2 separate regions of the Homo sapiens genome follow, and region 1 is linked to region 2. A link is an interaction called in ENCODE POLR2A ChIA-PET data of the cell type or tissue named here. Cell type or tissue: GM12878. All regions are shown on one strand. Each heading gives the region's core, and the rest is flanking DNA. Links, peaks and the distances in the headings are about the cores only.

The links. Peaks named below come from ENCODE experiments on the same cell type or tissue, not always from the same donor. Only the 100,000 strongest peaks of a DNase experiment are listed, where the experiment ranks them.
Region 1: POLR2A ChIA-PET joins it to region 2 with 13 read pairs; 9 of 35 experiments call an interaction of 5 or more read pairs at or near these places.

What each region holds. Positions count from the first base shown.
Region 1 is chr6:397,353-402,742 of GRCh38, reverse strand. IRF4 (interferon regulatory factor 4) reads right to left here. Exons shown (of 9, transcript NM_002460.4): 6 at 3,808-3,915; 7 at 966-1,319. Among named protein-coding and RNA genes, the nearest start is that of IRF4, 8.3 kb to the right of the region's middle. RefSeq lists an enhancer at 2,664-2,783. In GM12878, for the core only: no CTCF peak of the experiment used is centred there; a DNase peak (open chromatin) is centred at 2,792; H3K4me3 peaks cover 4,631 bases; H3K27ac peaks cover 2,552 bases.
Region 2 is chr6:496,138-501,527 of GRCh38, reverse strand. EXOC2 (exocyst complex component 2) reads left to right here. Exons shown (of 28, transcript NM_018303.6): 24 at 1,828-1,883; 25 at 4,039-4,161. Among named protein-coding and RNA genes, the nearest start is that of IRF4, 110 kb to the right of the region's middle. In GM12878, for the core only: no CTCF peak of the experiment used is centred there; DNase peaks (open chromatin) are centred at 1,717 and 2,457; H3K4me3 peaks cover 1,257 bases; H3K27ac peaks cover 2,476 bases.

The DNA of each region.
Region 1 (5,390 bases), core at 354-5,353, 99 kb after region 2:
TAGTTATCTGGGGACATATTTGCTTTGGGCACCAAAAGAAAATCTGGATGAGCTTACAAAAACTTGGGTCACTTACACCCAGAAGTACGAGCACATGTCAACAGTGCCAGAGCACACAGACGTGTCATATTTTTATTTTAAATAAGTTGAATGAAGAAGCACATTCAAGAAAAGGGGAGGCACATGAGAAATCAAAGACACAGGAGTTTCTGAAGGGGCTCAGGAAGGGACAGGACTGGGAAAAGGCAGAGGAAGAGTTGGCGGTGGGGTGGCGAGTGGCGGGTAGAGCAGCTCCCTCCCACGCGGGAGGCTCCCTCCACCTGGACAGCCCCACAAAGCCAGTGAGGAAGCCCAGCATGACAGGGCGAGGGGCTTCACAGAAGCCAGCCAGAGGTTCGCTGAATTGTCATGAAATCCAAGGTAGAAAAACAAAACTCACTGGTTCTGAAAAATATGCTTAGAAATGTTCATATCACAGAGCCAACTTATAGCACTCTCCTATAACTTCTCCTGTGCAAAACCAGTACAGTCCACTCCACCCTCCGTCTCACTCGTGGGCCAGCATCTGCATGAGGGTGACACACCTGACAACCAAGAATGTTAACAATATGCTTCCAACCTTTATGATTTTTCTGGGAACCTGAAAAGAGCCGCCACATCAGCAGACGTATTTGTCGAGATCATAGTGCAATGAAATGGAACTGTTTTAAGAGGCGACTGCTGAAAACCAGAATTGCAAGAGAACAGCCTGAGCCATGGTCCACCTGGACCATCTGATCCGGACTCTCTGCCCACAACAGAGCCAGACAGAAGATCTCTACTGGAGTCAAGCCCCAAGCCCAGTGGGCGCCGAAGTCAACAGGAGGAAGACCTCAGCCTGGGGTGGGAGGGACCCTGTGGTTTCTGACCCCTGTGGCAGGCAGGCCATCACCACCTCCATTCTAACAGATAACGAGGTGCCTTACCTGACAAGAACTGCTGTGTGTCAAAGAGCTTGCAGGTCTGGTCTCTCTCCAGTTTGTTGGGCCGGTCGTTGCACAGCGCCAGGGGCCCGTCCCAGTAGATCCTGCTCTGGCACAGTCTTTTCGCATAGAGCCCGTCGGGGGCCATCCAGAGGACCACGCCCCTCTCCAGGTGGCTCAGCAGCTTCTCAATGTTTTTCCTCTGGCCATTGTCCTCTGGGTAGGGGAACAGGACCTGGTCCAGGTTGCTGGCGTCATACGTATGTCCATGGGAGATCCGGCAGCCCTCGGGGCTGGACGTGGTCAGCTCCTTCACGAGGATTTCCCGGTAGTACAGGCAGATGTGCAGCCGGCAGTCTGCAAACACAGAGCTCCGGAGTCAGTGCTGGGGGCCAAGGACACCACCTCGAGGCCAACGACTCCACAGAGCCAAGCACCTGTGGTGGAACTCTAGTGTCCCACATGTCCCGTGGGGGAACAAAAGGTTCCCGCGTCAAGGAGGCCTGGGAAACACAGCGTGCCCTTGTCTCCCCCAGAGATCCACAGACAGCATGAGCTCGGTCAACACTTGGAGAAGTCCCGTGGAAAGAAACCCATTTAATCTGTCTAAACCAGCATATTACAAACGTATGTGGCCACCGACTCTTTTTTTAAGGAACAAGTGTATCTTTCATTAATTTTCTGGAAATGTAAGTTGAATTCCTATTATAGAGCATCACTATTAAGAACTTGCTAAGTCTTATTTGTGAATTATGATGATGATAGTGGTGATGTCATTTAAGTCATGTGTCACTGAATGAAAATTCATCTTTAAGCAAATCAATTTTTACTTTGGAGGAAATGAACCCTAAGTTTAATTTATACTAGCAAAAAATATAACGGTGTTTCAGAAAGAAGCAAGTCGGTCCACATACCTGAAACGTCCCCAAAATAATAACATGACATCATTTAGGTAAAAAGCAAATGTGTGTGTGTGTGTGTGTGTGTGTACATATATAAATTATATATAGAATTAGGTGCTTAATTATTTATGTCTATATAATTTATATATAAACACACTCACATACACACATTAAAGGGTAAGCACTGAGGCCTTAATGGTGATTTCTGGGTGGTAGAATGTGATATTTTTATTTTCCATTTTTGTTTTTCTGATTTTTAAATTAGTTTTCCACACTGGATATGTGGTGTTTTTATCACAAAATTAATTCTTGTGAAAAGAAAGAAATTAATGAGAAAAATACTCTAAAAGTTCATGTAAAGTCTGCTGAAATTCCCACTGGGCTTTGTGTTTAAGTTTGAAAAGAACTCTAAAACTGCGCTCTCTGAAACTTTAAACAAGATGAATCCATTTACAAACGTTTTGCTGATTTCAGAAGCCTCTTTAAAATATCGCCCATGAGTTGAAAGAACCAAGCTGGGTTTGCACAAGCTCCTCAGCCAGACCGCAGGGGAGTGGCACAGACAGGAGGCAGCTGCCACTGGTAACTGTATGGAACCCCAAAATCAATGGGAATCACAGTTATCTAATAAATGTGCTCATGGCTGATAATTAATCTGTATCATGCATACCAAAAAAAGAAACCCACAAAACTATCTTATTCCTCAACAGCAGGTTTTGAGACTTAACCCACATCACTGTCTCAATTCTCTGCTTCAACACACTGTCTGAAAGCGAGTCAGACAGTGCGCCCCAAAGAGAGTGGGTGTTGGCCATTCGAGGTGATTCTCGGGGCAGGTTTCATTTCATTTAATGTCATCAGAAATCACGAGGTTGCCGAGATATAAATAGCTGTTTATTTCCTACTCTTCAGGCACCCACACAAGTCTTAGGTGTTCAAGACAAGGGTTTGAAAGTTTCTAAAAACAAACACAAGCCTTCCTGCTCAGAAGCACCTCCTCCCAAAGGGCATCCTCAGTTACTCACGAGCACCTCAGAAAAAAAGGTGCAAGCCTCATTCACAACTAGAAAGAGCTGGTAGGTCAAACTCCAGCTCCCCTCTGAGCAGCAAAAGTGCCACAACTCTCGCCTCCCTGAAACCTTCAGAATTTAGTTAGTATTTTTCATCACTGATTTTTAAAGATGCCAGAGGGCAAGATGAGAATTCCAAACCTTAAGCTATTTGGTTTTAATATAAAAACAAATCCCATTTAAAAACAATCCAAAATATTATCTGAAAAATAAATATACATATAGCACGTGTGCTTGCCAAGCCTAGAGGTGCCTTCTTTATAGTAGGTAAGATCTCCATGGTGCAGGGATTTTTTTTTTTTTTTTAGAAATAAAACTTTAAAAATCAGATTGAATCCATATTTGTTTGCAAGCTATATTAAAGTTCAGAGGAAGACCAAAATGTGTATTACTCTTAGGCACATCAATGTTTTAGAGATGAGGGACCAGAACTAATGTCCCCAGGGAGTAGAGGAGGAGGACTTATTTGTGGCTCAACCTGGAAGGATGATCAGCTTCTCAAAATGAGAAGCCCTTCTACACTTCCAAGCAATTATTCCACATCGTGAGAATGTTGGCTGAAGAGGGGCCCTCGGTAAAGGTAAAGGCACATTCCTAGAAATTCAGAGAGGTGCCAGTGAAGAAGCCAAAATGACTCCATTCAAGCCAGTGGCTGAAACGGTCAGCAGAACCACAAGCAGTGATGTCAGGTTTTCTAATGGTGCTCCTAAATCACCCTGGTCACCTCACACACAGGATGTGTCTACATCTACTCCAGACCCCAGAGGGAGCAAAGCAAGTGTCTAAAGTCCCATCGAATCTGCCCAAAGATGACAGAGCTGGCAGCAGAGGCTGGCCTCCTGCGGTGCCTCCAGGAGCAAACCCTGCACTCACCTGAGAACGCCAAGGCTTCGGCAGACCTTATGCTTGGCTCTGTGGGGACTCCGGGAGCCTGGGACTCAGGTGGGGCACAAGCATAAAAGGTTCCTGTCACCTGGCAACCTGCATTTGCAAATAAAAATCAGATGATGTCTAGACAGAGAGTCCGACGCACCGCGGGGCTTCCTGGGGTGTGTGTGTGAAGCCTGGGAAGGAAGGGGCTGGCGCCCAATCACCTTCCCACCCACTCCCAGCACCAGCAACTAGCAGGGCACGCTCTTGTGAGGCAAAGATGAGCTGGAGACCAACTGGAAAACCAAAGCTGATGGAGAAACGAGCCAGTGCACAGCTTTGGAAGGAAACTTGGAGCGCTCTCTCTGTAACTGACTAACAGGGAGACTGAGGCTCAGAGACAGATGACATGCTTTGTCCTTGTTCACAAAGCGGGTTCACAACAGAGCTGAGAGTTCAGGTCTACTTGAGTCTGTGCCAAAGAGCCCAATTAAAAACTAGCAAATTATTTAGTCCATTTTTATTTTGCTTGTCTCTTGTGGGTTGGGAGAACACTGAACCATGTTCCTGAAGACAATGTTGTATGAAACATGAATGGAAAAAGAATGTGGCACAGAACACCTGATCTTGCTGCTGCTTCATTTACTGTTACCGATGCTTCAAGACAGGTCTCTACCTACTCCATCACTTTACACAGTTCTAAGCATTGCCTCTTTCCCATGGTTACTAATTCCATAGAGCCAGAGCAGTAAACGCAAGTCTGAATTTCAGGAGCTAGTTTTATGTTAGCCAATTCCTCCACTACCATATTGGAAACCAGCCCTTGCTGCAAATCCCTCTTGAAAAGCCAATGCAACTGAATTCTGAGCTTTTTTGTGAACATGCCACTCAGTACAAACATTAAAGAGTGGTACACCTCTTCACTACCTGCAGCCAAGGATAACCTGAACATGACTGGGGAAAAAAAGGCCAAATTGCAAAGGAACAAATATTCCTAAAACATCCAAAGGGTTCAGTGTGTTGACCTGTCTCAGGACTTCCATTTAAGTAACTAACTCAAAAGTCCTGAAGGCCTGAGTTACCGCATTGCTAGATTCTCCCTGCACCCAGCTAATGAGAGCTTCTGCTGAGGGAGCTCATTTTGATGTCTGGGGAACTCCCGAGGGCAGGGGACCACATCTAATCCACAATCAGCAAGTCTTTCTGGGACCCAGTGGTAGGTAGGCACCTGTAGAGACGTTTTATGTGTTTGCCATGGTATTTTTCCGTTCCTTTTTTAGTATCACCTCTAATTCCAACAATAGCAACAATGAACACACCACTATTCGAGAGAAATATACCAGCTCAATAATCTCCCAGCATCCCTACTTATTATTTATGAGCTTCCACAATCTCCTCTCTATATAAAAAGTGGGGGGCTGTTTTCCACTGCCTGGAGTGATCTCTGTGGTGTTTAAATAAGATCCCACGAAGGGCAGTGCCTAGCATGGATCCTGAGAGTAAACTTGGCTGTGGGATGCCACCATCCCACAGGAGTGAGAAAACCCCCCTCTCCCCGAGCTGCACACGCAGCCTCTAAGAAGGGG
Region 2 (5,390 bases), core at 150-5,149:
TATATATAGATATATATAATATATAGATATATATAATATATATAGATATATATAATATATATAGATATATATAATATATAGATATATATAATATATATAGATATATATAATATATAGATATATATAATATATATAGATATATATAATATATATATATAGATATATATAATATATAGATATATATAATATATATAGATATATATAATATATATAGATATATATAATATATAGATATATATAATATATATAGATATATATAATATATAGATATATATAATATATATAGATATATATAATATATATAGATATATATAATATATATATAATATATATAGATATATATAATATATAGATATATATAATATATATAGATATATATAATATATATAGATATATATAATATATATAGATATATATAATATATATATCTTTTGAGGAGCCAATAGATATATAGATATATAGATATATATAGATATGTATATCTATATGTCTCTATATATATCTCGATATATACCTATGCCCTTGATATTGATCTGTATATGAAATTGGCTCCTCAAAAGAAAAACCGTGTCCTTATTTGTATACCGTAGTGTGTGACACAATCAAAACCTAGTTCTATATTTGGAATATGCAAATGCCCGTTCAAAAGGTTGATTATAGTTCTTGATCTCTATCTCAACTTTCCCAACTAACCAGTAGCGTGGATGAGACTCTGGGAGAATATTTTCCTTAATGTTGTTACTGGGAACATCCATGCTTTTACAGTGCAGCATTTTCCCTGTTCTATAGAGGAGATGTTCTCAGTGTGTGCAGCTCTAGAAGGCATCTGGAATCTCCCACTTCAAGGGAAAGGAATTGTTTTGGAAACACAATAAAACAGTATTTTGTTTTTATGGGGTTTTTTTCCTGCAAAATGATGATAATGAAAGCTCTTAGTGAACGCTGTGAATGCCAGGACCTATGGCATGCATCCCCCTTCATCCTCACTGCAGCCCCCCAAGGGTGGGACAATTATTATTCTCCTGTGACAGATGAGAAAACTGAGGCTCACAGCCTTCTTGCCAAAAGTCACAACTAGCAGCTGTCGAAACTGGGGTTTGGTCCCCAATAGTCAGACCTCAGACCCCACATTCTTAAATCCTGTGTGTTTCTGCTTTTGAGCAAAGTGAGGCTCATTGAACTTGTACCTAAAATCTGATGTTTTATTTTGTCCAGGCTTTAACTTGCTTACAGAATCAAATTCAGTTTTATAAGGAGTTTCTCCTAAAAGTGATTCCTTAAGACAAAAATGGTCCTTCTGCTCAATAACTTGACTTTCACCTTTGGTAGTAAGATGCTATAATTGATATTTAATGTGCATTTTATAAGCATTGTTAAACACCCTCTGTATTTTGTGTTACTGCTTATACTGAGTGTGTGTGTGTGTTTTACAGTATATATGTTTTACCGTATATGTTTTACAGTGTGTATATGTTTTACAGTATATATAGATACTTATCTATATATATTCTCTGTGTGTGTGTGCGTGAAGAAACTGAAGAACATTCTTAAATTTTCATTTTGAGGCCGACTGAGAGCCAGTTATAGAGAACATAAACAGTGACAGAAATGAAAAACAATAAAAGAAAACTTCTCATTTCTTTTTTTTTCTTTTTGACCTGTATGGAAATACTCCTTTCACCATTTGATTCTCAAAAGGAAATAGTGGTGGTGTTACTTTCTGTTTCTCCTCAGAAAACTCTAAAGCATGGGGTACAGCCTGCCAGCAGGGGAGGGGAGCTTGTGTTATTATTAATGCCTTCTTTCTCTCCTTTATTTCAATTTCAGGTGTCAGAAACTATTTAAAAGAAGCACTGGTGAATATAATTGCCGTGCATGCAGAGGTAAAGTATCATTAGATGTTCCTAAGAGATATGGATAACCAAAAAAAAGAAAAAAGAAAGATGTAAATTTGATTATTTCTATGGTGGTCTTTTTTTTCCCTCAGAATGTGTCTTGGGTATAAATAAGATACAGTTCAGCTCTTGCTCGCACTGTCTGTCTCTCTCTGTCTCTGTGTGTGTGTGTGTGTGTGTGTGTGTGTGTGTGTGTGTGTGTTTAACTGTGAGTCTTTCTCTGAAATTGTATGTTTTCTTTGATAATTCCAGCTAAATTCATAAATATTTGAAAGGTGAAGATAGATTGCAAGGATGTTTATCCTTCAAAGAATAGTAAATCCCTTATCTTGGAAAATGAATTAACCTCTTTTTAGCCTGTGTACAAATAAGCACTGGTATCTGATTCCTGTAGCAGTGGCTGGGATTCCAGAAAGGCAGACACTGCTTAGAAAGAGACTCGGGGCAGGCCGACACTGGAACAGATGCGTGGTTTCCTGTCCGTGGTTGACTTAGGGTCATGCAGACAGTATTGGTGCTTCTGGGCCATGCGAAAACTTGCTCTCACTTGACACGCTTTCATCTTAAGCTTTGTGTTAACATCCTCAGTGAACATCCTGGTTAGGAGGACTCTTCTGAGGAACATTGAAAGAAGAGACCAGAGCTACCACCATGATCTATGGCTGCCTGTTTTCATTCAGTCATTTCAGGATTTGTTACTCACTGCTTTGCCAACACTTTGAGAGTGGCTGTGGCTCACAGACTAATGGGGGACCAGATAAAGTGGGGCAGATCAAAGAGGCTACCATTCAGTCGTTTCCACCGTTGCCCAGGTGCCTCTTGGGCGACAAGCATCCAAGAAGGGTGTTTTTAGGTTTATGCCGCCTGCTGCATCCAAAAGTATCTGAGGCCATCAAGGTAAACTGAAAAAACATGGTTAATTAAGAGTGAAACCCGAATATGACCAGGGAAGACAAAGATAACACTACCTGGTTCCTAAATTTGGCTAGAAGTTTGAAGCGCCAAGAGCAGAAAGAAAACTATAGAACGTTACAGTTTCCAGTTCTTATGAAAGGGAAACATACAAATTCATCTCTAACAATAGAGTTTTTATATGATTTAACTCAGGCAGGAAGTCACCACATAGATCTTTTTATAAGGAGCAATATTTTTAATTGTGATCTTATAAAAAATATAAAAATTCTGTTTTTGTTATGGTAGCATCCTATAGAATTTGAGCCCAAAGTGCAAATTTAGGTGCAGTTGTTGCAAGCATTTCTTCGGTAGGTGGGCAGAACTGTGAGATCTGTGGAAATTGTAGTGATGGTGCTGATTCCTAGTGAGGCAGCTTTTATTAATGTCTATTATCAATTGCCATGGGCTTATAATGACTGAAAGGAGAATTTCATTCATAGTATTTACTATTTGCTACATAATCTTAAATTGCCAAAAATTTCCTTGGACACTCAAGTTATGTTTGGGTTAATTCAAATATTTAATGCTAGTGGCTCAATCTGAAAAAAGGAAAAGCTTAAAAAGAAAATATGATTTACTGTCATTTATGAGTCAGCAGAGTCAGATGTTTCAGTAAATCTCCAAAGACAGTAACTCTCAGTTTGAAAGTCTCAAACTTTAAGGTTTGAAAATAATGTAAGTCAAATAAAATGAAATACATATTGAGTACAGTATGTGTAAAATTGTGGAGGGGGGGCTTGTTCTCCAATACAGAATGGGGTACCCCATATGAAATGGTGTTTGTCAGAGTTTAAGGAGAGTCTGACACAATATTTTTTTAAATTGTGGTAAAATATTGACCCAGTATGTTCTTATTTCTCTAATTTCTTCTTTAGAGATGTTTCTTTCCAGTGAAAGGGGCAAGAGGCAAAAGAAATGTTCAAAACAGTTTTTATTTTGTCAACATCAGTAATGCCTTTCAAAATTATATTTGCCAATATTGTATTTTTAAGAGAATTTTTGTTGTTAATCAGTCAATAGAATTTAAATATAAGTCTGTATCTTCCTTTCATTTATAATTTTGGCCTTTTAAAAATGACTTAGAAGTCCTGTTGATTTTCTTTTGTTTTGTTTTGAATGTTAACTTTGTCTTTAACAAATTCAAGTCAAAAAGCCCCACAAAGCACCATGTCTTCCTATTTCAAACCAGGTGTTCACCATTTCCAAAGAACTGGTCCCTCGGGTACTATCCAAGGTGATAGAAGCAGTTTCTGAAGAGCTCAGTCGACTGATGCAGTGTGTTTCATCCTTCAGCAAAAATGGAGCTTTACAGGTAACAAAATCATTCAATTTCATATTGAACTTCTGTTGTTATTTAAAGCATATAAAATGTTTTTAGTCATCAATCTTATGATATGACAGGCTTCTTTTAATGGATCTACTGATTGAAGAAGTTCATATTCTTTCTTGCATAAGCCATACCCATGAAGCATTGTCTACAAGTTTCAGAGTTTCTGTTTCTTTACAGTAGAGCAAGATCTTAAAGACTTCTGCCAAATTATCTGAATGCAGAATCCTTCAAAAGTTTTGTGATTTTTATTTTTATTTTCCAACTATCTTCATGACATTCCATTCCGCAGGAAATTTTTAACAACTTGCTTTTAATAAGTCTTTTGAAAGCATTCAGTGCAGTTTGCATAGAAACAACAAATAACTGTCTCTTTTGTTTAAATTACATAATTATAACTGCCGTAAACACCAGTTGACTTTGGCATGCACATAACCAGCTGGTAGTTGCTAGGCATGCCTGCAGATGGAAGCGTGCACTTCTGCCTGGGAGCTCCTCATGTGATGGCTGGCAGCGTGGCAGTGAGTTTCAAAAAGCAGTGCCCTTCGTCCAGCCATGGCTGAGGAAGCTCCTATCAGGCCAGCCCACCACAAATAACAACTGTAAACTTAAATATCAAAAAATAAAATTTTTTTTTTAATTTTGAAAAAATCCCTGAAGACACCAGAGAACGACCATTGGTGGGCAGATTCTAGAGGAAATGGCACCCGCATGAATTTCTTATTTCTTATGGATTTTAACCTAAAGCCAGGTCCAGGAGTGCCTAAAACTCCAAGACAAAACGTGCTTTCTGGCTTGAAAAACAGGCTTTGGAGCAGCCACAACTACGGCTAGGTGAGAGAGGTATCCCATAGAGGAGTCTCTCCATATGCATGGTCCGACTCCACTCCAGCCAGCCCAGCGAAGGCTAGAAGAACTGAAGTAAGAATTGGATGCTGCCCAAGAGCCAAGAGTTAGAGTCCAAATAAGTTAACTGCTTGCTAAAACAAACAAATAAAAAATCAACAGTCCTTAGAGATATATTACAGAATCCAGAGTCTCCACAGCATAACATTCACAATGTCCGGGATGCAAATTTAATTGAATTCAAATTTAATTGAAATGCACAAATAACTGGGAAAACACGACTTATTCCTAATACAAAACATGATCACCTGAAGCCACCCTTAAGATGACCCAGGTATTGGAATTAGCAGACAAGGATTTTAACACAG